Regions from separate parts of the Homo sapiens genome. Here region 2 is linked to region 1. A link is a loop called in an ENCODE intact Hi-C map of the cell type or tissue named here. Cell type or tissue: heart right ventricle. All regions are shown on one strand. Links, peaks and the distances in the headings refer to the core of each region. The heading gives the core; the rest is flanking DNA. Region 1 holds the start of LYRM9 (LYR motif containing 9). Region 2 holds the start of LOC105371710 (a long non-coding RNA gene).

Region 1 (12,326 bases), core at 2,174-10,173:
GGAGTGCAATGGCGTGATCTCAGCTCACCGCACCCTCTGCCCACCTCAACCTCCACCCACTGCAACCTCCGCCTCCTGGGTTCAAGCGATTCTCCTGCCTCAGCCTGCCCAGTAGCTGGGATTAAAGGCATGCGCCACCATGCTCGGCTAATTTTGTATTTTTAGTAGAGATGGGGTTTCTCCATGTTGGTCAGGCAGGTCTCAAACTCCTGACCTGAGGTTATCTGCCTGCCTTGGCCTCCCAAAGTCCTGGGATTACAGGCATGAGCCACCGCGCCCAGCCAAGGACCGGTTTTTCAAAGGCAGAAGGAAACTTTCCACAGCATATCAGGAAAGAAGGGGAAGGAGTGAGAAGAAGATCTGATGATGTCTATCTTTCAGTGAGGTCCTCTGCTGAGACTGAGGGTGGAGGTGGGGTGTAGGAGTTCTGAGAAACAGAGTTATTTTCTTCCCAGGCAACATCCATTATGCCTTTGAGGATTGGATCATAAATTTAAAGTAAAACCCATCAGCTCTGTTGTGTAATTTTCTCAGCATTAATCTGCTTGGGTGCAGGTTGGAGAAGGAGGATGGTAGATTCATCCAGAGTGAGTGTGACAGAGGCCAAGAGGAACCAGGGAGTTGAGGGTGTTGGTAAGAGAGTGATTTTAATGGTGGACCACAGGAAGTGAGGCCTAGGCACTGGGTGGGATACTGCTACTCAGTCCCAGCTCTCACTCATGGGGCTCTAGTGCAGAGAGAGATATGACTGATATAATAACACAAATGCATATCTATCTACATGTACCCACACATATATATGTATGTATTATGTGTAAATGTCCATGTATATGTAACTACCACAACTGTCAGTGCCCCACCCTTTCGCCTTACCACTGCAGTATACCCGGCTGATTTCCAACTGCCAGCATCTGTATCTCTTTGCCTGAGATCATGGCAGGCTAGAAGTACCAGGGAGTTAGTGCCCCCGAGAGCACTGTGTGACCTGTAACAAACAGGAATTGGTGTATAAATACCCCAGGGTGGGATAACCAAGGTGTGGGTTCCACACTGTTTCCCCAGCAGGACGAAGCTCAGTGGTCCCTGGTGGTAACTTGCTTGGGAAGGCTCTCTTCACAGGCTGCCTTCTTTTCCTTGCCTCACTTCCCCGCTTCCTTCCTTCCTTTCTTTCTTTTCTTTTCTTTCTTTTTTTTTTTTATGATGGAGTTTCACTCTTGTCGCTCAGGCTGGAGTGTAAGGGCGCACTCACTACAACCTCCGCCTCCTGGGTTCAAACGATTCTCCTGACTCAGCCTCCTGAGTAGCTGGGATTACAAGCTATCACCACCATGCCTGGCTAGTTAATTTTTGTATTTTTAGGAGAGATGGGGCTCTCATCATGTTGACCAGGCTGGTCTTGAACTCCTGATCTCAGGAGATCCACCCACTTTGGCCTCCCAAAGTGCTGGGATTACAGGTGTGAGCCACTGTACCCAGCCTCACTTCCCTATTTTCTCACTTAGTGTTTTCTAGAACCACCTTTCAAATGAACTAGTTGTTCTCAAATCCTTGCTTTGGGGGCCTCTCTGGGGGGAGTCCAAATTGGGGTATATGTAACTATAAATTGTGATGCATGCCATGGAGAAAAGTACAGTCTACTCTTTGGGTGGGGGGACCTGCTCCATTATGGGGTGGGAATGTGGATGTCAGGGAAGGCGAGGAAGAGATCTATTAGCTGGGATCTAAAGGAGGAGCAGGGCAGAAGGACACGATACAATGAGTGTCTGAAAGGCCACTGTGGCTGCTACAGAGGACGGGGACATGGATGGAAGCTTAAGAGGCCAGACCCTGGAGGGCCTCATAGGACATGGTAAGGAGTTTGGCGTATGTATTCAGAGAACACGGAGAAGTCATTAAGGGGACTACAGCAGGACAGCGACAAGACTATACCTGTCTCTAACCATAGTGGAGAAGGACAGGAGAGCCCGCATGGCAGGGATAGAGTTCAGAGGCCTCCGCTATGACCCAGGGTCTTGCATGGAGTTTTGCACATGAAGGAGTCTCAACAGATGTTTGCTGAAGTGGAAGGTAACTATTAACCATGTAGTTGACTGACCAGAACACCCAATTTCCTGGCCAAGCCGATAAATGATTTCCCTTCATTAACGTTGCCTTTTTTTTTTTTTCTGGGCTGCTACACTTAAAACTCTATCATCCCTTTCTCTTGGGGACAGCATCAACAGGATAACTCCCTTCTACTTTTACTTATTCTCCACTTCCCTCCTTTTCACTTTCTTCTTTCTCTCCTTCTCCTCTTCACCCCTTTGTCTCTCCTCTTTCTTCAAATAATCCTATTTAATAAAGTTGATTATTTCTTACCGTCTCCATTCCTATTAATGGTGGCATGTAATTCTTGTCTCTGGACATCTCAAGACACTGCAGATATAGTCAGTGGAAACAGAATTACACTTTGTGAGCAAGGTAATTTTAAGTGGATCTTTAGTCAAATGCTGTCAAAATGCAAAAAAGAAGAATGTTCCCAAGCGCATTCACTCCTTTGGTAATATTGCCACATACACATCCAGCATGCACTTGAAATTTTTATGAAAAAGAAATTCCATTCCAAAGGTGATTCATACAAAACATTATGTGTATGTGTGTATGTTATTTACAATTTGAAATCATGAGACATAGAACATATTTTCAAGAGATAAAAAAAGTGGGGACATATTCAGAGATAACATACATCTGATCACCAATGTGGTTTCACATGTGGTCACTGTTAATAAATTACTACAGAACACACTAGAAACAGAGAATGACATATACCAGTCAGCAAAGTTGGATTTATGGTGCTGCAGAAAGTAACATAGTATGGAGGACCAGGAAGGCTGAAACCCAGCCCATAAATTAATCTCCAAGTGTATGTTGTAAATAGTCACAATTGTACCCTTTTTCCTCTTGTGTTCCCTTTTATAAAAATATTGAAATCCTTGCTCATCCCTTTCTTTTGCCCAGCAATTAAAGAAAAACAAACTAGATGTCTGAGATTTCACATAACCTTTCATACCCAATATTTTTATTGTCTTAAATCTTGAGTAGTCAGCAAGAGTTGTGTTTTGCAATACGCTGGGGTAAGGAAAATCTGTTCACCCCATTTTCCATTTTCGCCCCTGGTGTCCTCTTCTGGCATATTCACCCATCACCCCATGGCCCTCACCCTGTGTTCTGGCAGGATTTGAGACATGCAAATTGCAAGCTGGTAAATAGCAGCTTTGCATATTTTGAATAGAAGAGAACAACGTGGTACCACTCATTCTGTTCTCAGGGAAATCTGAGATAATAGGGAGCAAGATCGAGGGCAGACCGAGGGTCTTAAGTATTTTCTTAAAAGTGTTTATTATGCTTATTAAACCTATTGTACACTGATGAATTAATTTGAATTATTTACATGGTCACCCTTGGAGACAATAACCTGATTTAATCAGAGGATGCAAACGTTATCATTTCTCTTTGAAATCTAAAAACAGGTTTAAACTGGAAACGTCAGGACTTCTTGTATCTTTCCCTACAAATACTGGTTACAAATCTGCAGTTGTCAGGCTAAATGACATAATGTCAGAAATCAAGAGAATGTGGTGTATTTCTTAGGAAAGTCAATAAACTCCCCTGTGCGAACATGTCCCCTGGACAGTGGGTGACTAATTTCTCAAGTAAAAGGTCTTTCTATTTTGTTTATCTGTAAATATCATGCACTGTCTGACATAAGGGGGTTCATCTGCTAAAATTTCAGTGTATAGGAAAATGACATGGTAAAAATGGTTGGGGTTTTATCAGATTATGAGACTGGTGTCATTTTAAGTGAATGTTTGGACTAGTAAAAATTATTTCATTTTACTATTGAAGCTGTAAGAACCTAAGGTTGCTGTCAAGTTGAAAGGTTCAAATTCAATTATTTTCAAATCTAGGTTTCCATTGTGACTTGGAAAAAAAATTAGAGATTATTGTTCAAATCTCTCCTACTTTGGATTTTTTTTTCTTAGTATTTGGATGTTTATAAGAAATTGTTGTGAAAGTTAAAATCTTGTGCGTTTGTAAAATTGGAAGAGGCACAAGTGATTCTGAAGGTGGAGCCTTTCAGAGGTAAAGCAAACAGCTTGCATCTTCAATATTTTATGAGATCTAGGTATTAGAACCATGTTTCTGATGCAGGAATACAGCTATCTAGGAACAAAAGGGAGATGAGACTACAGAACAGACTGTGAAATTTCTTAAAATTATTAAATGATCCTAAGACTGAGCACAGGAGTGGATGATGTTACTGCAGATTGTTCTTAATAAGGGCTTTAAAAGCTTAATGATTTATTGATTGGCTCTGCATTAATGACGTGCCCTTGATTATGCATGTGTAAATAAGAGGGCTGATTTATGAGGGTACAATTGTATCTTTCAGATATATTTGTCCAAGTCTACATCTTTAAAATAAATGGAAGCAATTATCTGAATATTTCAAGGGAGGGAACCCCACCTTCCCATCCCCCACCCCCGATTTGAGGGAAGTCTAGTATGTTAGGTGAAGAGAAAAAAAAAGAAAAGAGGAAGCTCTAAAGGGAGTTAGGAACAAAACAAAACTTCCGTTAAGAAATATCCCTGCTTCTCTTATCCTAAGAGAAGAAAAACAGATTCCCAGGTGCCACCGGGGAGCAATGTTTTACTTAAAAAAAAAAAAAGAAAAAGGAAAAAGAAAAACCTGTAAGAAGTTGTCCTGTTAAATCAACGACACATGGAGTCTGAAGGAAATCAGCCTTTTCGTTACAAACAGGTTTAAAAAGCCCTGGAGAAGAGAGACGTGAACAGAAGCAATATTATCCACTAACAACCTAACTCCCGCTTAGACATCAGCTGAGAGATCAGCAGCATCATTGAACAGGGGGGTTTGTCTTAAGATAATGACTCATCTTGATTTCTTTCAGGATATAAAACTTGTATTTAAATCAATTCAGAGAAGCACTTGAGCTTTAAACATTAGAGAGCAGGGAGAGCCTATTTAATAAACAGCATTATTTCATTTTCAAAGAATGATACTGGCAGTAGCTCTAAGTTTAAATTTTGTATTATTTTCCTCAATTATAATTATAGATGGGTCTGAAAGGAAGCATGCTTATTACTGTCATATTTATTCTTTTGACAGGTGTTATGGGACTGTAATTTGGTGAAATGATTCAAAACGCAGATTCCTATCCAAACACAATTCTTGTCATCAACACGAGAGGTTCAGGAAAAGTCCTCCAGCAAGCCTTTCAGAGATCTTGAACACCCCATATTCATAGCACAATCCATATTCAGGAATAAGGAGGAGAGAGTGCCTTTAGGGCTTATATCCGGCGTAGCAACAGCCAGAAGGCAGAGTGGGTGTTTGAGGTAACAGGTAACGAAGGCTGTTAGTGGGGACAGCTTTCAACTGGGTGGGGTCGGATCTAGGAAGAGGCACCCAGTAGGACCCCGAGTCCCGCGCGCGGCCGGCAGAGGGCGCTGGGCTCACCGTCGCCGGGCAGGGGCGGTGCCGCTCAGTCCCCGGGGCGCAGGCGCACTCGTCGCCGCGGCGGCGTCCGGGGCTGGCGTTCCCCTGGAGGCTGGTGAGCCGCGCTGCGCAGGCCGAGGCCGAGGGCGGGGGCGCGGGGGCAGCGGCGGCCGGAGCCACTGGGTGGCGGGGGCGGGCTAGGGATGTGGAGGCCTCGGGTGTCCTCGGATCTATTGAAGACCTAGGGGCGACCCGCGCCGGCACCTTTTCCCTTGCGGTCTGCGCTCTTCCACCGGAGAGCTGAGTGCACCGGAGCGCGGCGCCCGGGCTTGACGCAGGCCTGGCCGGGCGGCCTCGGAGGAGCAGGAAAGGCCTGCAGCGCGAGCTAGGGGCGCGAGGTCCGGGGCAGCCCGGAGGCCAGCCTCTCAGAGGCTCACGGGCCTGGCCACTTTTAAAAGGAGAATGTCCCCTCCACCGTCCCTCTGCCCGCGGCACCCGGTGGCCGGAGCAACCTTGTCGTGATGATTTATGCTTCTGCGTAAGAGCAAGTTGCTCCGTGGCCAAAACCCTTTCGCTCCTAGGATTGATCCTTTTTGTGGTTATTGTTTTAAAAAGTTTTATTGAGATATAATTCACGAAGCATACAGTTCACCCATCTAAAGTGCACAATTCAGTGTCTTTTAGTGTGTTTGCAGAGTTGTGCAGCTGTCACCATAATGTTTTAGAACATTACCCCCCAAAAGAAACACCTCCTTTAGCTGTCACTCCCCCCTCCCATCTACTCCCATTCTCCCAGCCCTAGGCAACCACCAATGTACTTCTGTCTCTGTACTTTTGCCTATTCTGGATGTTTCGTATAAATGGAATCATACATTAAGTAGCCCCTTGTGACTGGGTTTGTTCACTTAGCGTAATGTTTTCTGGGTTCACCTGCCATAGGTTCTTGACTTCAGGACAGTTTCCTGCTGGCTTTAGTTTCCTCTGGTAACTTGGGAATCAATTGACATCTATGGAACTTCTGTTATGGTTCAGGTACTATAAACTGTGGAGGAGTGACTAATAACCGTATATATATTTTTCTTACTAATTTCCCTTCATTTCACAGGTGTTGAACTAATACAGTATAGTTTCTTGTTCTTCAGAAGCTTACAGTCAGCAAGGAACAGAAAGCCAAATAAAGTAGGAAAGGGTAAGATGTTCAACGCTGGGCGCAGTGGCTCATGCCCATAATCTCAGCACCGTAGGAGGCTGAGGAAAGAGGATCACTTGAGCCTAGAATTTTGAGACCAGCCTGGGCAACATAGTAAGACTTCGTTTCTATAAATAATTAAAAAAATTAGCCAGACGTGGTGGCGTGTGCCTGTGATCCCGGCCACTTGAGAGGCTGAGGTAGAATCGTTTGAGCCCGGGCAGTTGTGACTGCAGTGATCCCTGATCATGCTACTGTACTCCAGCCTGGGTGACAGAGTGAGACCCTGTCTCAGGACAAAAAAAAAAAAAAAAAGATGTTCAAGCACTTAAGATGTGCCAGCCCCTGTGCTAGGCACTTTCCATAAGTTAGCTAGGTTGGTCTTTACAAAACCCCTGTGAGGTGGGTTATTCTTTTCTCCAGTTTACAGTGGGGGAAGCAGAAGTCCAGAGAAGTCAACCAGGTTGGCCAGGATTACACAGCTAGTAGATAGCAGAGGTAGGCTTTTAAACTAGGGTTCTTTGTCTCCAAAACCTGCTCTAAGTTCTGTCACATCGATTATAATCACAATAAGTGATTACAGAGCAGTGTGATGACTGTAATAGGGGTGTGAACAGCATGGGATGAAAGCCTGAAGGAGGTGACAGGGAACTGGATCTCTAAGGATGAAGGGGAATTCTTGAGGCAGGTGAAGAAGTCAAGGTAGGGGAAAGCACAGCATGTTTCAGAGATGGTATTAACAATAACAGTTAGTAGGAAACATGTAGTGTGTGCCAGGCATCATGCTTAGTAGTCTAGGAGCGTTATTTCATCCTTACAACAGTCCTATGTAGGAAATACTATTTATTAGGGACCGCATTGACAGATGGGGAACAGACTTCGAGATAGAAGTTAAGAAACTCGTCCAGGGTCCTAGAACTAGCAGGTGATAGAACCAGGATTTGAACCCAGACTGTCTGATCCCAGAGTCCTCCAAGTTCAGTCTGTGGCTAAAATGCAGGAAGTGTGGGAAGGACAGCAGGAGGGGAGACTGATGAGAGGGATTGAAACAGATCTCAGAAGGCCATGGGTAGAGAACTCTCTACAGAGGTTCTGAGGAAGGGGAGTGACAGGGTGTGCTTTTTAGGAAGTGTTCTTGGGTGGCACCATGTGGATTGGGCTGGAAGGAGGGAGACAGATCAGGAGGTATTCGGATAGTCCCAGCCAGGTATGGGTACAAAGCTGGGAACCAAGGTAATGCCAACAGGGATGAAGGGGGCAGGGAGGGGGTGAGGGGACTTTAGAGCCTTGGCTATGTAGGAGAGGGACTGGGGGAGGCAGGGATTGCTGCCCCATTGCTAGCTTGGGAGAACACAGATGTGCAAGATGGAGCCCTGGAGTGGGTGGGGGTGGGAAGCAAAACCACTCCATTCCTATTTTTCAACTTTTCCCTTCAAGAAGAGTAATTGCATATTTAAAAAATGGCCTGTGCAGGCTTAATTTAGCGTGTATCAGTGCTCAATAGGGCATAATTTCTGGTTATTTTCTGCAGTTCCATTCTTTCGTCTTTTTTTAATATATGACTTTTTCCCACTTATTTTTAGGTGCCTATATCGGGACATAGATTAGGGAAAAGGACAGTGGGGTTAAATGGGACTGTGGGCCTGCTTCTCAACATCTGTGCCAGTGATAACACTTGGCTTCCAGGAAATTCCCTTTGTAGCTTTATTTTCTCTTTTTAAAAATTCTGTCATATTCTCCTTTGGATTTGGTAAGAGCTTTGTTGTTAAGCATTTCTTTAGTTGCTCCTTTCCTTTATCTGTGTAATTGATGTCAGCCTGGTGACTCTTTCTTTCTTTTGATTTTTTTTTTCCATCTATATGCAGGGGGAAGCTGCAGACGATGTCCTTGGGTTTCAGAAAGGCATGGAGCAAGGTTTTGTAGAGAAGATTGAGGAGTACTGGATAATAGTGCAGTCAAGTGCCTTTATAAGTGCTTGAACCTGGTCATGCATGAACCCTGCCAGAGTTCTTTGTGGGGTCCTTAGCCCTGATCTGGTCAGTATTTTTATGAGTGGCTCAGACATAGCAGGTAGATTCACGAAGCAGATAAGGGCATAGTCTTTGGAATCAAATAGACCTAGGTTCTATTCCGGGCCTTGCTCTATACTAGCCTTGTTGCTCTTGGCAAATTACTTAACCTCTCAGGGCCTCAGTTTCCTCATCTATAAAATGGGACTAATGATACCTCCCTTAAAATATTGTTGTGAGGATTAAATGAGGTAACATGAAAAGCTCTCAAACTTGGCATGTCCTACTCATTCCCTGGATGGGAGCCATCGGCTTTGCAGAAGGCTCTGGGTCAGAGAGCTAGGTACACCAGACTGTTCATCTCTGTGGTCCTAGGGCTGGGTCCAGAGTTGTACAGGTGCTAGATGCTCTGAATGGCATGGCGTAGTTGACTGATGCTTACAGTATATAGGGTTACTGTCTTTCTCTTTGTCTTTACCCTGTGTTTACCTGGGGTGTGACTGTTTCTGTGCTCTTATTTTGTTGAATTGAGTTGATATAACAGACCCCCCTAAGGATGGTGGCAGATTGTGACTCTGGAATGACCTCATAAAATAAAAGATGGGGAAAGAGACTTAAGAACAGCTCATGGAGCCGGGTGCAGTGGCTCACACCTATAATCACAGCACTTTGGGAGGCCAAGGCAGGTGGATCACCTGAGGTCAGGAGTTTGAGACTGGCCGACATGGCGAAACTCCGTCTCTACTAAAAATAGAAAAATTAGCCGGGCATCGTGGCATGGACATGTAATCCCAGCTACTGGGGAGGCTGAGGCAGGAGAATTGCTTGAACCCGGGAGGCAGAGGTTGCAGTGAGCCAAGATTGCGCCATTGCACTACAGCCTGGGGAACGAGAGCGAAATGCCGTCTCAAAAAAAAAAAAAGAAAAAAGAAAAAAAGAGCAGCACATGGAAAAATGCCTTTGAGCCAAATGCCAGGGCCACGTGAGGGCCCCAGCAGAGAAGCAGTCTGAGCTGCATTCCTTGAATTCCCAGGTCAAAGGAGGTGACAGGGCCACTGCCTGTGGAGTTGGTCAGAGCATGGCCAAACTGTTGTTTTCCCATGGGACAGCAGGTTTAAGAGTGGTATCAAAAATAAAGGTACGTGTGTTGAGAGGAGGGCAAGTGGGACAGAGACACTTTGAGAGGCGACAGCACCTCCCCGCTGCTTACATTGGAAAAGGGACTAGGGAGGGGCTGGGATAGTTGACTGTGAATAATGAAAAGCTGGGCTTGGGAGGAGGTGAGGGAAGATTTTGTCCCAAAGAGTAGAGCTCTTTGTGGAGTGAGTAGAACTTTACAGCGGGGAATTTTAACTCAGAACTGGAGGGACTTTCCAATAGCTTGAGCAGAGCGAAAATGGGGGACTTGTGAGTTTCCTGCCACTTGGAGCACATGTAGGGAGAAAAGCTGGGTGACTTCCTGCCAGGTGTGTTTTTAAAGCGATTTTTTATTAGGAAAATTTTCCAAATATATGGAAGTTAAAATAACAGCATGGTGTTCACCCTTAATGCCTACCATCTAAACGTGATCTGAACATTCTGCTGCATTTCTTCATCTTCCTCACTCTTCTCTCTGTGCTGTCTTTTGCTGAACTATTTGAAAGGAGGCTGCAGACCTGATGACATGTCACCTCTAAATCCTTCTGCCTGCGTCTCCTGAGAGTAAAGTGATTCTCCCACATAACCACATCGGTCTTATAACCCAAGAAAATTCATAATTCACACTATCGTTTCACATCCAGTGAAGATTTTCATTCAGGAAGTTGGTAAATCACTGTGACCACCATATGGAGAATGGCTGGTGGGGCCTGAGGGCAGGTGGATACCCTTCCAGCAACCCCAGCAAGAGCCTGAACTAGAGGCCTGACCTAGAGTAATGAGGGGTGATGAAGGCTGTTTCAAGGTAACCACAGGCCTCCCACTGAGCATGGTGGCACTGAGGAGGAGATGCCAGACCACAGAGCTGAGTGTGGAAGAGGCAGGAGGTATTCAGGAAGCAGAGAGGAGCACTGTAGGCAGAAGTAGGAGGATTCGTTCAAAATAGAAATTGAATGTCTACCAGGATAGTTAATTTTATGTGTCAACTTGGCTGGGCCACAGGAGGCCCAGGTATTTGGTCAAACATTATTCTGGGTGTTTCAATGCGGGTGAGATTAACATTTAAATTGTTCGATGGAGTAAAGCACACAGCCCTCTATAATATGGGTGAGCCTTTTCCAATCCATTGAAGGCCTTAAACGAAAAGTCTAAGCCTCCCCTGAGTAAGAGAATTCTCTTGCCTGTGGCTTTCAAACTGGGACATCAGCTCTTCCTGGTTCTACAGCAGCTTCCAGCCTTTGTGCTTGAACTGGGACATTGGCTCTGCAGATTTTGGACTTGCCAATCTCCATAATTGCATGAGCCAGTTCATGGTAATAAACCTCTGTCTCTCTCTGACACACACACACACACACACACACACACACACACACACACACACACCCTCCCTCCTATAGGTTCTGTTTCTCTGGAGAACCCCAATGAGTAAGTACATCTACTCCATGCCAGACATTCTGCCCCAGTGCTGAGACCATAACAGGCAAACACAGCATGGGCTGTTGTGGAGTGTGCCATACAGGGCTCAGTTTGCCTGGACTAGGCTGTGGGTGGTGAGAGGTGCAGATGAGGGGTAGGTAGGGGCCAGATCGAGAGGGGCCTTGCAGGCCATGGACAGGAGCCTGGATTTTATTCTGTAGACCAGTGCTTTCCACACTTCAGGACCCTCATGATTTTTGCCGGGTCCACATTTCAATTTGATACATAAAAAATCAGTTTTATGAGCATTTGAAAAAACTGCTTTAGGCCATTAATACCTATGAAAACGTGTTTTTCCCCCCTCATTACACATGAAAATAAATATAAAATCATTACAATAAAAAATACTGGCTGTATACTACTTAAAGTAATTTCAGGTATTTGTTCTACATTTTGGGAAAAGTTGCCATGAATGATGGGGGCAGGGGTGGATATTAGGGGTTTTAGGAAGGACAGGACACTTTGAGATTTATGTTTTAGAAAGATTCACTCTGGCTGTTGGGCAGAGAAGGATGGCAGAAAATGGACTGGAAGACAGGGAGACCAGCTAGGGGCTGTTGCAGTTGTCTCAGAGAGAGTCTGAACCAAGGGTATGCAGTGGAGTAGAGAGGAAGGGAAAAATATGAGGGGCATTCAGAGGTGGAATTTGATAGGAATTAGAAACCAGTGGCATGGGGCCGGGTGTGGTGGCTCACGCCTGTAATCCTAGCACTTTGGGAGGCCAAGGTGGGTGGATCACCTGAGGTCGGGAGTTTGAGACCAGCCTGACCAACAGGGAGAAACCCCATCTCTACTAAAAATACGAAAATTAGCTGGGTGTGGTGGCATGCACCTGTAATCCCAGCTACTCAGGAGGCTGAGGCAGGAGAATTGCTTAAACCCAGGAGGCGGAGGTTGCGGTCGAGATTGCGCCATTGCACTCCAGCCTGGGCAACAAGAGCGAAACTCTGTCTCAAAAAAAAAAAAATAAAAAAAGAAAAGAAAAGAAAGAAACCAGTGGCATGGGGATTGAGGA
Region 2 (12,326 bases), core at 1,872-9,871, 340 kb before region 1:
CAGTCTGTGACTCTTTACTATGGCAGTATGGTAGGAGACCACCACTTCTCCTGTTGTCCTTCCCAGTTTCTCCCCAACCTCCCCTTTTCCCTAGTTTATAAGACAGGAGAAAAGGGAGAAAGCAAAAAGTTGGAAAGAAACAGAAGTAAGATAAATAGCTAGACGACCTTGGCGCCACCACCTGGCCCTGGTGGTTAAAATGATAATAATATTAACCCCTGACCAAAACTACTGGTGTTATCTGTAAATTCCAGACATTATATGAGAAAGCACTGTAAAACTTTTTGTACTGTTAGCTGATGTAGGTAGCCCCCAGTCACGTTCCTCACACTTACTTGATCTGTGATGACTCTTTCACGTAGACCCCTTAGAGTTGTAAGCCCTTCAAAGGGCTAGGAATTTCTTTTTCGGGGAGCTCGGCTCTTAAGATGCGACTCTGCCGATGCTCCTGGCCGAATAAAAACCTCTTCCTTCTTTAATCCAGTGTCTGAGGAGTTTTGTCTGCGACTCATCCTGCTACATTTCTTGGTTCCCTGCCTGGGAAGCGAGGTAATTGATGGACGGAGGGTCGAGGCAGCCCCTTAGGTGGCTTAGGCCTGCCCTGTGGAGCATCCCTGTGGGGGACTCTGGCCAGCTTGAGTGACGCAGATCCTGAGACCACTCCCGGGTAGGCAATTGCCCCGGTGGAACGCCTCATCAGAGCAGTGCGTGGCAGGCCCCTGTGGAGGATCAACGCAGTGGCTGAACACCGGGAAGGAATGGGCACTTGGAGTCCGGACATTTGAAACTTGGTAAGACTGGTCTTTGGAACTTGCCCACTCCATCTGAGTGGAAGCGTGGCCTGATCACCCATGGCGTGCCTGTACCGGCACTTTGGTTTTTGTTTTTGACTTGACTTGAATTGCTTGATATTTTGGTTTTGGTTTTGACCTGGCTTGGACTTCTGGATACTCGGATTTTGGTTTTGATTCTGGTTTGGTGTAAACTGAAAAAGTGTGTGTGTGCCCTTTTTACCTGTTCTTTGTTCTGTGGTGTGTGTGTGGTGTAAGCTTGGTGTTTTGTCTTGAGGAAACACGGGTCAGACACAAAGTAAGCCTACTCCGCTAGGAACTGTGTTGAAAAATTTTAAGAAGGGATTTAATGGACACTATGGGGTTACTATGACACCAGGGAAACTTAGAACTTTGTGTGAAATAGATTGGCCAACATTAGAAGTGGGTTGGCCATCAGAAGGAAGCCTGGACAGGTCCCTTGTTTCTAAGGTATGGCACAAGGTAACTGGTAAGTCAGGACACTCAGACCAGTTCCCATGCATAGACACTTGGTTACAGCTGGTGCTAGAGCCCCCACAGTGGCTAAGAGGGCAGGCAGCAGCAGTGCTAGTAGCAAAGGGACAGATAGCCAAGGAAGGATCCCGCTCCACCGTCTGAGGGAAACCAACTCCTAAAGTTCTGTTCAACCCAACATCAGAAGATACATTGCAGGAGATGGCACCAGTGATCCCAGTGGTGCCCTCCCCTTACCAGGGAGAGGGGCTCCCCACTTTTGATTCCACAGTGCTTGTACCTCCGCAAGACAAACATATCCTTAGGCCACCCACAGTAGACAAGAGAGGAGGTGAAGCCTCGGGAGAAACCCCTCCCTTGGCAGCTCGTTTAAGACACAAAACTGGGATACAAATGCCCCTGAGAGAGCAGCAGTATACTGGTATAGATGAGGATGGTCACGTGGTGGAGAGGTGTGTTTTTGGGTACCAGCCCTTCACCTCTGCCCACCTTCTCAACTGGAAAAGCAATACCCCATCCTATACTGAAAAGCCACAAGCTCTAATTGATTTGCTCCAAACTATTATCCAGACCCATAACCCCACTAGGGCTGATTGCCACCAGTTGCTCATGTTCCTCTTTAACACAGATGAAAGGCGGAGAGTGCTCCAAGCAGCAACTAAGTGGCTAGAGGAACATGCACCGACTGATTACAAAAACCCCCAAGAGGATGTAAGGACCCAGTTACTGGGAACCTACCCCCAGTGGGACCCAAATGAAAGACAGGATATGCAAAGGCTAAACCGATACAGGGAAGCTCTCTTGGAAGGATTAAAGAGGGGAGCCCAGAAGGCCACAAACATTAACAAGGTCTCTGAGGTCATTCAGAGAAAAGAAGAAAGTCCAGCACAATTCTACGAGAGACTGTGTGAGGCCTATCGTATGTATACTCCCTTTGATCCCGATAGCCCTGAAAATCAGTGCATGATTAACATGGCTTTAGTTATTCAAAGCACAGAAGACATTAGAAGAAAACTGCAGAAACAGGCTGGGTTTGCAAGGATGAACACATCACAGTTATTAGAAATAGCTAACCAGGTGTTTGTAAACAGGGATGCAGTAAGCCGTAAGGAAAACCAGAAAGAGAATGAACGTCAGGCCCAGCGAAACGCTGATCTGTTAGCTGCAGCAATCAGAGGGGACCCCCCAAAGAGGCAAGGGAAGGGGGGCCCCGGGAAAGAAACTCAGCCTGGCTGTCAGAGCTTGCAGCGTAATCAGTGTGCTTATTGTAAAGAAATAGGACATTGGAAGAACAAGTGCTCTCAGCTAAAAGGAAAACAAGGTGACTTGGAGCAGGAGGCACCAGACAAGGAGGAAGGGGCCCTGCTCAACCTGGCAGAAGGGTTATTGGACTGAGGGGGACTGGGCTCAAGGGCCCCCAAAGAGCCTATGGTCAGGATGACAGTTGGGGGTAAAGACATTGATTTTCTTGTAGATACCGGTGCTGAACATTCGGTAGTAACCGCCCCGGTCGCCCCCTTATCCAAAAAGACTATTGACATAATCGGAGCCACGGGAGTTTCAGCAAAACAAGCTTTCTGCTTGCCCCGGACTTGTACTGTAGGAGGACATAAAGTGATTCATCAGTTTTTGTACATGCCTGACTGTCCCTTGCCCTTGTTGGGAAGGGACTTGCTTAGCAAGCTGAGAGCCACTATCTCTTTTACAGAGCATGGCTCTTTGCTGCTAAAGTTACCCAGAACGGGAGTCATTATGACCCTTACGGTCCCCCGAGAGGAGGAATGGAGACTTTTCTTAACTGAGTTGAGCCAAGAGATAAGACCAGCTCTGGCTAAGTGGTGGCCAAGAGTGTGGCCTGAAGACAACCCTCCAGGGTTGGCAGTCAACCAAGCCCCCATACTTATAGAAGTTAAGCCTGGGGACCAGCTGGTTAGGCAAAAACAGTACCCGGTCCCCAGAGAAGCTCTTGAAGGTATCCAGGTCCATCTCAAGTGCCTAAGAACCTTTGGAATTAAAGTTCCTTGTCAGTCTCCACGGAACACTCTCCTCCTGCCTGTTCCCAAGCCTGGGACCAAGGACTACAGGCCGGTACAGGATTTGCGCTTGGTTAATCAAGCTACAGTGACTTTACATCCAACAGTACCTAACCCGTACACATTGTTGGGGTTGCTGCCAGCTGAGGACAGCTGCTTCACCTGCTTGGACCTGAAAGACGCTTTCTTTAGCATCAGATTAGCCCCTGAGAGCCAGAAGCTATTTGCCTTTCAGTGGGAAGATCCGGAGTCAGGTGTCACTACTCAGTACACTTGGACCCGGGTTCCCCAAGGGTTCAAGAACTCCCCCACCATCTTTGGGGAGGTGTTGGCTCGAGACCACCAGAAGTTTCCCACCAGAGACCTAGGCTGTGTGTTGCTCCAGTATGTTGATCTTTTGCTGGGACACCCCACGGCAGTCGGGTGCGCCAAGGGAACAGACACACTACTCCGGCACCTGGAGGACTGTGGGTATAAGGTGTCCAAGAAAAAAGCTCAGATCTGCCAACAGCACGTACATTACTTGGGATTTACTATCCGACAGGGGGAGCGCAGCCTGGGATCAGGAAGAAAGCAGGTCATTTGCAATCTGCCAGAGCCTAAGACCAGAAGGCAGGTGAGAGAATTCTTAGGAGCTGCGGGGTTTTGCAGACTGTGGATCCCAAACTTTGCAGTATTAGCTAAGCCTTTGTGTGAGGTCACAAAGTGGGGGGGACCGGGACCTTTTGAATGGGGATCCCAGCAACAGCAAGCCTTTCATGAGTTAAAGGAAAAACTTATGTCAGCCCCAGCCCTGGGGCTATCCGATCTGACAAAGCCTTTTACATTGTATGTGTCAGAGAGAGAAAAGATGGCAGTTGGAGTTTTAACCCAAACTGTGGGGCCCTGGCTGAGGCCGGTGGCCTATCTCTCTAAACAACTAGACGGGGTTGCTAAAGGATGGCCCCCATGTTTGAGGGCCTTGGCACCAACTGCCCTGCTAGTACAAGAAGCAGATAAGCTGACTCTTGGGCAAAACCTGAACATAAAGGCCCCCCATGCTGTGGTGACTTTAACGAATACTAAAGGACATCATTAGCTAGCGAATGCTAGACTCACTAAGTACCAAAGTTTGCTCTGTGAAAATCCCCGTATAACCACTGAAGTTTGTAACACCCTGAACCCCACTACCTTGCTCCCGGTATCAGAGAGCCCTGTCAAGCATGATTGTGTAGAAGTATTGGACTCAGTTTACTCTAGCAGACCTGACCTCTGGGACCAGCCTTGGGCATCAGTAGACTGGGAACTATACGTGGATTGGAGCAGCTTCATCAACCCACAAGGAGAGAGATTTGCAGGGTGTGCGGTGGTAACCCTGGGCACTGTTGTTGAAGCCAGATCGTTGCCCCAGGGCACTTCAGCCCAGAAAGCTGAACTCATTGCTTTCATTCAGGCCTTAGAACTCAGTGAAGGTAAGACTGTCAACATTTACACTGACTCTCGGTATGCCTTTTTAACCCTTCAAGTGCATGGAGCATTATATAAAGAAAAGCGCCTATTGAACTCTGGGGGAAAGGACATAAAATATCAACAAGAAATCTTGCAATTATTAGAAGCAGTATGGAAACCACACAAGGTGGCCGTTATGCATTGCAGAGGACACCAGCGAGCTTCCACCTTGGTGGGTTTGCGGAATTCCCGCGCTGACTTAGAGGCTCGAAAAGCAGCATCTGCCCCCTTCCGGGCATCAGTCACAGCACCCCTGCTCCCTCAAGCGCCTGATCTTTTACCTACTTATTCTAAAGAAGAAAAGGACTTTCTCCAGGCAGAGGGAGGACAAGTGATGGAGGAAGGATGGATTCGGTTACCAGATGGGAGAGAAGCTGTGCCACAGCTGCTAGGAGCCGCAGTTGTGCTGGCTGTGCATAAAACCACCCATCTAGGCCAGGAGTCACTTGAAAAGTTGTTAGTCCGGTATTTCTACATCTTGCATTTGTCAGCCCTTGCCAAAACGGTGACGCAGCGGTGTGTTACCTGCCCAAAGCATAATGCGAAGCAAGGTCCAGCTGTTCCGCCCGTCATACAAGCTTATGGAGCAGCCCCCTTTGAAGATGTCCAGGTGGACTTCACAGAGATGCCAAAGTGTGGAGGTAACAAGTATTTACTAGTTCTTGTGTGTACCTACTCTGGTGGGTGGAGGCTTATCCAGCACAAACTGAGAAAGCTCGTGAAGTAACCTGTGTGCTTCTTCGAGATCCTATTCCTAGATTTGGACTGCCCTTACGGATCGGCTCAGATAATGGGCCAGCATTTGTGGCTGACTTGGTACAGAAGAGGGCAAAGGTATTGGGGAACACATGGAAACTGCATGCTGCCTACCGGCCTCAGAGTTCCAGAAAGGTGGAGTCGATGAATTGGACTATCAAAAATAGCTTAGGGAAAGTATGTCAGGAAACAGGATTAAAATGGATACAGGCTCTCCCTATGGTATTATTTAAAATTAGATGTACCCCTTCTAAAAGAACAGGATATTCCCCTTATGAAATATTGTATCATAGGCCCCCTCCCATATTGCAGGGACTTCCAGGCACTCCCCGAGAGTTAGGTGAAATTGAGTTACAGCGACAACTACAGGCTTTAGGAAAAATTACACAAACAATCTCAGCCTGGGTAAATGAGAGATGCCCTGTTAGCTTATTCTCCCCAGTTCACCCTTTCTCCCCAGGTAATCGAGTGTGGATCAAGGACTGGAACGTAACTTCTTTGTGCCCACGGTGGAAAGACCGTAGTCTGTCGTCCTGACCACTCCCACCGCTGTGAAGGTAGAGGGAATCCCAGCCTGGATCCACCACAGCCGTGTAAAACCTGCAGCACCTGAAACCTGGGAGGCAAGACCAAGCCCAGACGACCCTTGCAGAGTGACCCTGAGGAAGACGACAAGCCCTGCTCCAGTCACACCCAGAAGCTGACTGGTCCACGCACGGCCGAAGCATGAGGAAGCTCATCGTGGGATTCATTTTTCTTAAATTCTGGACTTACACAGTAAGGGCTTCAACTGACCTTACTCAAACTGGGGACTGTTCCCAGTGTATTCATCAGGTCACTGAGGTAGGACAGCAAATTAAAACAATCTTTCTGTTCTATAGTTATTATGAATATATGGGAATGTTAAAAGAAACTTGTTTGTATAATGCCACTCAGTACAAGGTATGTAGCCTGGGAAATGACCCACCTGATGTGTGTTATAACCCATCTGAGCCCCCTGCAACCACCATTTTTGAAACAAGATTAAGAACTAGCCTTTTCCTAGGTGACACAAGTAAAATAATAACTAGAACAGAAGAAAAAGGAATCCCCAAACAAATAATTTTAAGATTTGATGCTTGTGCAGCCATTAATAGTAACAAACTAGGAACAGAATGTGGTTCTCTTAACTGGGAAAGGAGCTACAGAGTAGAAAATAAATATGTTTGTCATGAGTCAGGGGATTGTGAAAATTGTGCCTTTTGGCCATGTGTTATTTGGGCTACTTGGAAAAAGAACAAAAAAGACCCGGTTCATCTTCAGAAGGGGGAAGCCAACCCTTCCTGTGCTGCCGGTCACTGTAACCCACTAGAACTAATAATTACCAATCCCCTAGATCCCCATTAGAAAAAGGGAGAACGTGTAACCCTGGGGATCGATGGGACGGGGTTAAACCCCCAAGTTGCCATTTTAATTAGAGGGGAGGTCCACAAGCGCTCTCCCAAGCCAGTATTTCAAACCTTTTATGAGGAGCTGAATCTGCCAGCACCAGAACTTCCGAAAAAGACAAAAAATTTGTTTATCCAATCAGCAGAAAATGTAGCTCATTCCCTTAATGTTACTTCTTGTTATGTATGCGGGGGAACCACTATCGGAGACCGATGGCCTTGGGAAGCCCGAGAGTTGGTGCCTACTGATCCAGCTCCTGATGTAATTCCAGTTCAGAAGGCCCAAGCTAGCAACTTCTGGGTCCTAAAAACCTCAATTATTGGACAATACTGTATAGCTAGAGAAGGGAAAGTCTTTATCATCCCTGTAAGAAAGCTTAATTGTATAGGACAGAAGTTGTACAACAGCACAACAAAGACAATTACTTGGTGGGGCCTAAACCACACTGAAAAGAACCCATTTAGTAAATTTTCTAAATTAAAAACTGCCTGGGCTCATCCAGAATCTCATCAGGACTGGGCAGCTCCCGCTGGACTATACTGGATATGTGGGCACGGAGCCTACATTCGGTTACCTAATAAATGGGCAGGCAGTTGTGTTATTGGCACTATTAAGCCGTCCTTTTTCTTATTACCCATAAAAACGGGTGAGCTCCTAGGTTTCCCTGTCTATGCCTCCCAAGAGAGGCATAGTTATAGGAAACTGGAAAGATAATGAGTGGCCCCCTGAAAGGATCATACAGTATTATGGGCCTGCCGCATGGGCACAAGACAGCTCATGGGGATACTGAATCCCCATCTACATGCTCAATCAGATCATATGGTTGCAGGCCATCTTAGAAATAATTACTAATGAAACTTTGACTGTTTTAGCTTGGCAGGAAACCCAAATGAGGAATGCTATCTCTCAGAATAGGCTGGCCTTGGACTACTTGCTAGCAGCTGAAGGAGGAGTTTGTGAAAAATTTAACTTAACCAGTTGCTGCCTACAAATAGATGATCAAGGACAGGTGGTTGAAAACATAGTCAGGGACATGACAAAGGTGGCACATGTGTCTGTACAGGTTTGGCACGAGTTTGATCCTGAGTCTTTCTTTGGAAAATGGTTTCCAGCTACAGGAGGATTAAAAACCCTCATTGTAGGTGTAGTGCTAGTAATAGGAACTTGCTTGCTGCTCCCCTGTGTATTACCCTTGCTTTTTCAAATGATAAAATGTTTTGTTGCTACTTTGGTTCATCAAAAAACTTCAGCACACGTGTATTATATGAATCACTATCGCTCTATCTCGCAAAGAGACTCAGAAAGTGAGGATGAGAGTGAGAACTCCCACTAAAAAGTGAAAATTCTCAAAGGGGGGGAATATGGTACGAGACCACCACTTCTCCTGTTGTCCTTCCCAGTTTCTCCCCAACCTCCCCTTTTCCCTAGTTTATAAGACAGGAGAAAAGGGAGAAAGCAAAAAGTTGGAAAGAAACAGAAGAAAGATAAATAGCTAGACGACCTTGGCGCCACCACCTGGCCCTGGTGGTTAAAATGATAATAATATTAACCCCTGACCAAAACTACTGGTGTTATCTGTAAATTCCAGACATTGTGTGAGAAAGCACTGTAAAACTTTTTGTAGTGTTAGCTGATGTAGGTAGCCCACAGTCACATTCCTCACACTTACTTGATCTATTATGACTCTTTCACGTAGACCCCTTAGAGTTGTAAGCCCTTCAAAGGGCTAGGAATTTCTTTTTCGGGGAGCTCGGCTCTTAAGATGCGAGTCTGCTGATGCTCCCGGCCGAATAAAAAACCTCTTCCTTCTTTAATCCGGTGTCTCAGGAGTTTTGTCTGCGACTCGTCCTGCTACAGCAGCCCTAGCAAACTAAATAGCAATGCCATCTTCATCCAATTCTCTGGAAATAAGCGGGAAGCCAGCTACAATGTAAGTCCAACTACCCCAAGAATATCGTGCTGGAGAGCCCATTTGTAGGTACGACAGTCAACAGCCCCGGCTGAACTCAACAGCCGGCACCAGCATGGGAGTGAGACTCCTCAGGCATCAGCCCGGTGGATCATTTAGATAACTGCAGATCTGCCAGCCTCTGATGGTATCCGCATGTGAGACTCAAAGCGAGAACTGCTGAGGTGAGCGCTTCCTGGTCCTGACCCACAACATCATGAGTGACATACAATGGTTGTTTGAGGCTGCCAAGTTTTAGGGTAACTTATTATACAACATAGTAACCAGAGCACCTACCCTCTCCCTTCCCCCACTTGCCACTGGCTGGAACACAGATGAGGTCATGGCAGGCTGTCTTCAGTCCTGTCAATGACATAGATGAGGGCATGGGGAAGCCACAAATGAGGAGCCTGGGCTTTTGGATGCCCTCGTGGAGCAGAGAGGCCAGCTCCCCAGATGTCACTTGCATTTCAGGTAAGAGAAATAAATTTCCTTTCTGTTTAAGTCACTGTTAATTCTATCTGTTTTTTTAAGCCAAATCAATATCCTAGTAATATCATATATGTAAAACGAACAGCTCAGAGTCTAGCACATAAATAAGTGCTTTTTGGAAAAGGTAATTATTGCTATTATATTAATTATTATACTAATAATAGTTATTAATAATATTATTACCCTAAACTGCTCAACACTCTTCAAAATGAACATGAGGTGGACCCATGTCACTGATGGTCAATGAGACATGACAAGCTGGGCAAAAATTGTCTGTGGTCATGCCTAATTCATACCAGGTCTCTCTTCCATCCACCTTAAACTGACTACAGCTCTCCCAGGCAGACCAATAGATAAGGGATCACAGACACCAGCGCACAGACACATCCTCCCACTCCCCACCCACACAGTGAGCTGAAGCTCCGGGTAGCCACTGTATGCTCCCATCCCACCTGTCCTATCGCAGGAGAGAAGACAGGCAGCAAAATGGGATGGAAAGTGGGTCTAAGATAATGAGTGGGGAGAGGGAGCCAGAGAAACTAACTCCATCCCCAGGAAATCAGGCAAGGCTTCCGGGAGGAGGTGACCACTATCCTGAGAGTATCTTCCAGGCTGAAGAGAGGGAAAGGGCTCTCTGCAAGCAGGGACAGTGGCCTGGGCAAAGGCACAGAGCATCAGAATCCACATAGCCAGTGACCTACAGCTGCCTCTTCAGCTTCACCCTTTCAGCTCTACCTCCAGGGAGGCTGGAGGGCAGCACAGGGGAGGGTGGGTGTCAGAGCCCTGTGGCCCCCTGGGGACCTGTGTCCAAGCAGGGACCTCCTCTGCAGCTATGGCAGAGTTAGCTTTAGAGTCTTCTCTTCTTCCAGAGCCATGGAACTGCAAACAGTACTTCAAAACCCTGATCCACACAGGGATGCCTGCAGTCTTCCTGTCCTTTTCACCCTCTCTGGGTCAAAGGCTTTGGCCTCAACCCTGATTCTCCCCCTCATCTCCTAGCCCCCTGCAAGATTTGGGCAGGTCTTGCTGAACTAGAGGCCCAGGAGACATCCCATAGATACAGGAGGCTGCATCTGGAGACATCCCATAGATACAGGAGGCTGAGGAAGGAGACATAGGCCTTTCCTTCCTGAGGCCCCAGGAGGGAGACAAGACACAAAGACACAGACAGAAGTCTCAGTGAATAGAGCAGAGGCCCTGAGAGCTGGGCAGCCAGAGAGGGCAGGAAGAGTGCAATTAGGCAATCAAGGCAAGCTTCTTGGAGGAAAGGGGCAGGAAAGGGTGCATGTCAGGGGAGATCACCCTACAGGCAGGCTCTGGAATCGGTGCAGAATGGTGAGTTTAAACATCCACAGCGCCCTTAGGCTTCAGTATCTAGTCCAGGGGAGGGGGGTACATGGGAGGGTGTCCCTATGGCCTTGTCACTAGGAAAGCACAATTCCTGACTTATCCACTGAGTGTGGATTCAGCGAGATGAGAGAGGGCGGTTTTTTAGCGATCGGGCAGCCTCCACACTCCCCATTGCTCCTCTGCTCGGGGAAAGGGGGACGGTAGAAATTACCTGCCTCTCCCGCGGCTCCTGTCCACGCTCCCTGCCCCTTTTTCCAGAAACCCATCCACCCCTGCCCCCACTCAACTAGAGTTCCTTCCACAGCAGCCCCTGGTCTGGGCGCTGTCCAGCCCCAGGCTGGGTGGTCGAATTTTCCTTGGGCTCCGAGCAGAGGGAACCCCCGCGCTCGCCCCAGCCTTGTCCTGGAGCGCCTCTGTCCGAGTAGGTTTTCTCTCCTCTGGCCCCCACGCCTCCACCCTCCACTTCCACGAGACGCCACCTCCACGAAGGAGAAAGGAAAGAAAATACAAAGGCACACATTCCGTTTCTGTGCAATTCGCTCTTTATTTTGGGACCAGGGAAGGACCACACACAGCCCTGCAGCTCAGGGGGCGGGGGCATCCAGACGCGGGACTGCAGTACCCGAACCCTGCCCAGACGCCGCTGTCCGGAGGCGAAATCCGGGTTTCCAGGGTCGGGAGTGAACATGTAAATGAGGTGGGCGTGGTCTGCAGGTCTCCCAGGAGGCCTCGGGTGTCCTCACCACAGGTCTGCGCCTCCGGCCTGCGGGATCGAAGGGAAAGGAATCCGATCCGGGGAGGCAAGCCTGGGAGACGTCGTAAGTGATGGACCAGGGTGGGGCCAGACCGCGCTCTCGGAGGCAGGATGTTATGTGACTTGATGGGGGCGCTTTTACCGCCACCTGCCGAGGCGGTCCTCGCAGTCTGGGAAGAACGTTTTGGAGAGGCGCGCGACCGGGCGGCCTAGTTTCCCATACCTGAGGGCGGGGCCTGGAAGGGCGCGGTCAGATCTAGCCACGCCCCCGGTGGAGCGGGGCCGCAGGGGGAGAGCCCCAGGGGTCCCGCTCCGCCCGCCCCGCGCCTGCGCTCACGACGGCTGAGTGACCAGGATGAGGTAGTGGCGAGGATAGGCGTAGCAGCGGCTCAGCTACCCCAGGAAGGCGTCTTCGCCGGGAGCCTCGGGTTTGATGGGGTAGGCGTCGACCAGCGCCCCCAGGTAGACGAGCAGGGCCAAAAGCACCGTGGCCATGAGAGGCCACGACCTGCGAACCGACACCACCTGGGAAGGCGACATTGGGGTGTGGGTCATTCCGAGCCTCGACCCTCCACGGCGGGAGGCTGCGGCTGCCGTCGGGGCCGTGCTCCGGTGCTCTCCCTGGGGCTGGTAGCGGACCAAGGTTCAGCCACCAGCTTGCCATATGTTCTCCGGCACTGCACCGTCTCCTGCCTCAGTTTCCTAATCTGTCAGAGGGACATAAGCCCTGCCTGACGTAACCCCACCCCCACCCCCGCTGCTGTCCAGAGAGGTAGATTAAAGAGGGTTGT

Evidence for each region. A loop is a pair of places that touch in the nucleus more often than their neighbours do. Peaks named below come from ENCODE experiments on the same cell type or tissue, not always from the same donor. Only the 100,000 strongest peaks of a DNase experiment are listed, where the experiment ranks them.
Region 2: it touches region 1 in a loop (6-fold over the local background); 13 of 110 quality-filtered maps call a loop at or near these places.

The regions. Positions count from the first base shown.
Region 1 is chr17:27,886,606-27,898,931 of GRCh38, reverse strand. It overlaps LYRM9 (LYR motif containing 9), which reads left to right and starts at 5,567. Exons shown (of 4, transcript NM_001076680.3): 1 at 5,567-5,615. RefSeq lists a silencer at 5,386-5,935 and enhancers at 8,946-9,897, 9,898-10,849. In heart right ventricle, for the core only: a CTCF peak has its summit at 5,492 (motif pointing right); a DNase peak (open chromatin) is centred at 5,571; H3K4me3 peaks cover 1,517 bases; H3K27ac peaks cover 2,017 bases.
Region 2 is chr17:28,227,040-28,239,365 of GRCh38, reverse strand. It overlaps LOC105371710 (a long non-coding RNA gene), which reads left to right and starts at 11,526. Exons shown (of 4, transcript XR_934638.2): 1 at 11,526-11,599. It also overlaps the pseudogene PYY2. RefSeq lists a silencer at 209-503 and enhancers at 10,594-11,243, 11,244-11,893. In heart right ventricle, for the core only: a CTCF peak has its summit at 5,911; no DNase peak of the experiment used is centred there; H3K27me3 peaks cover 2,878 bases.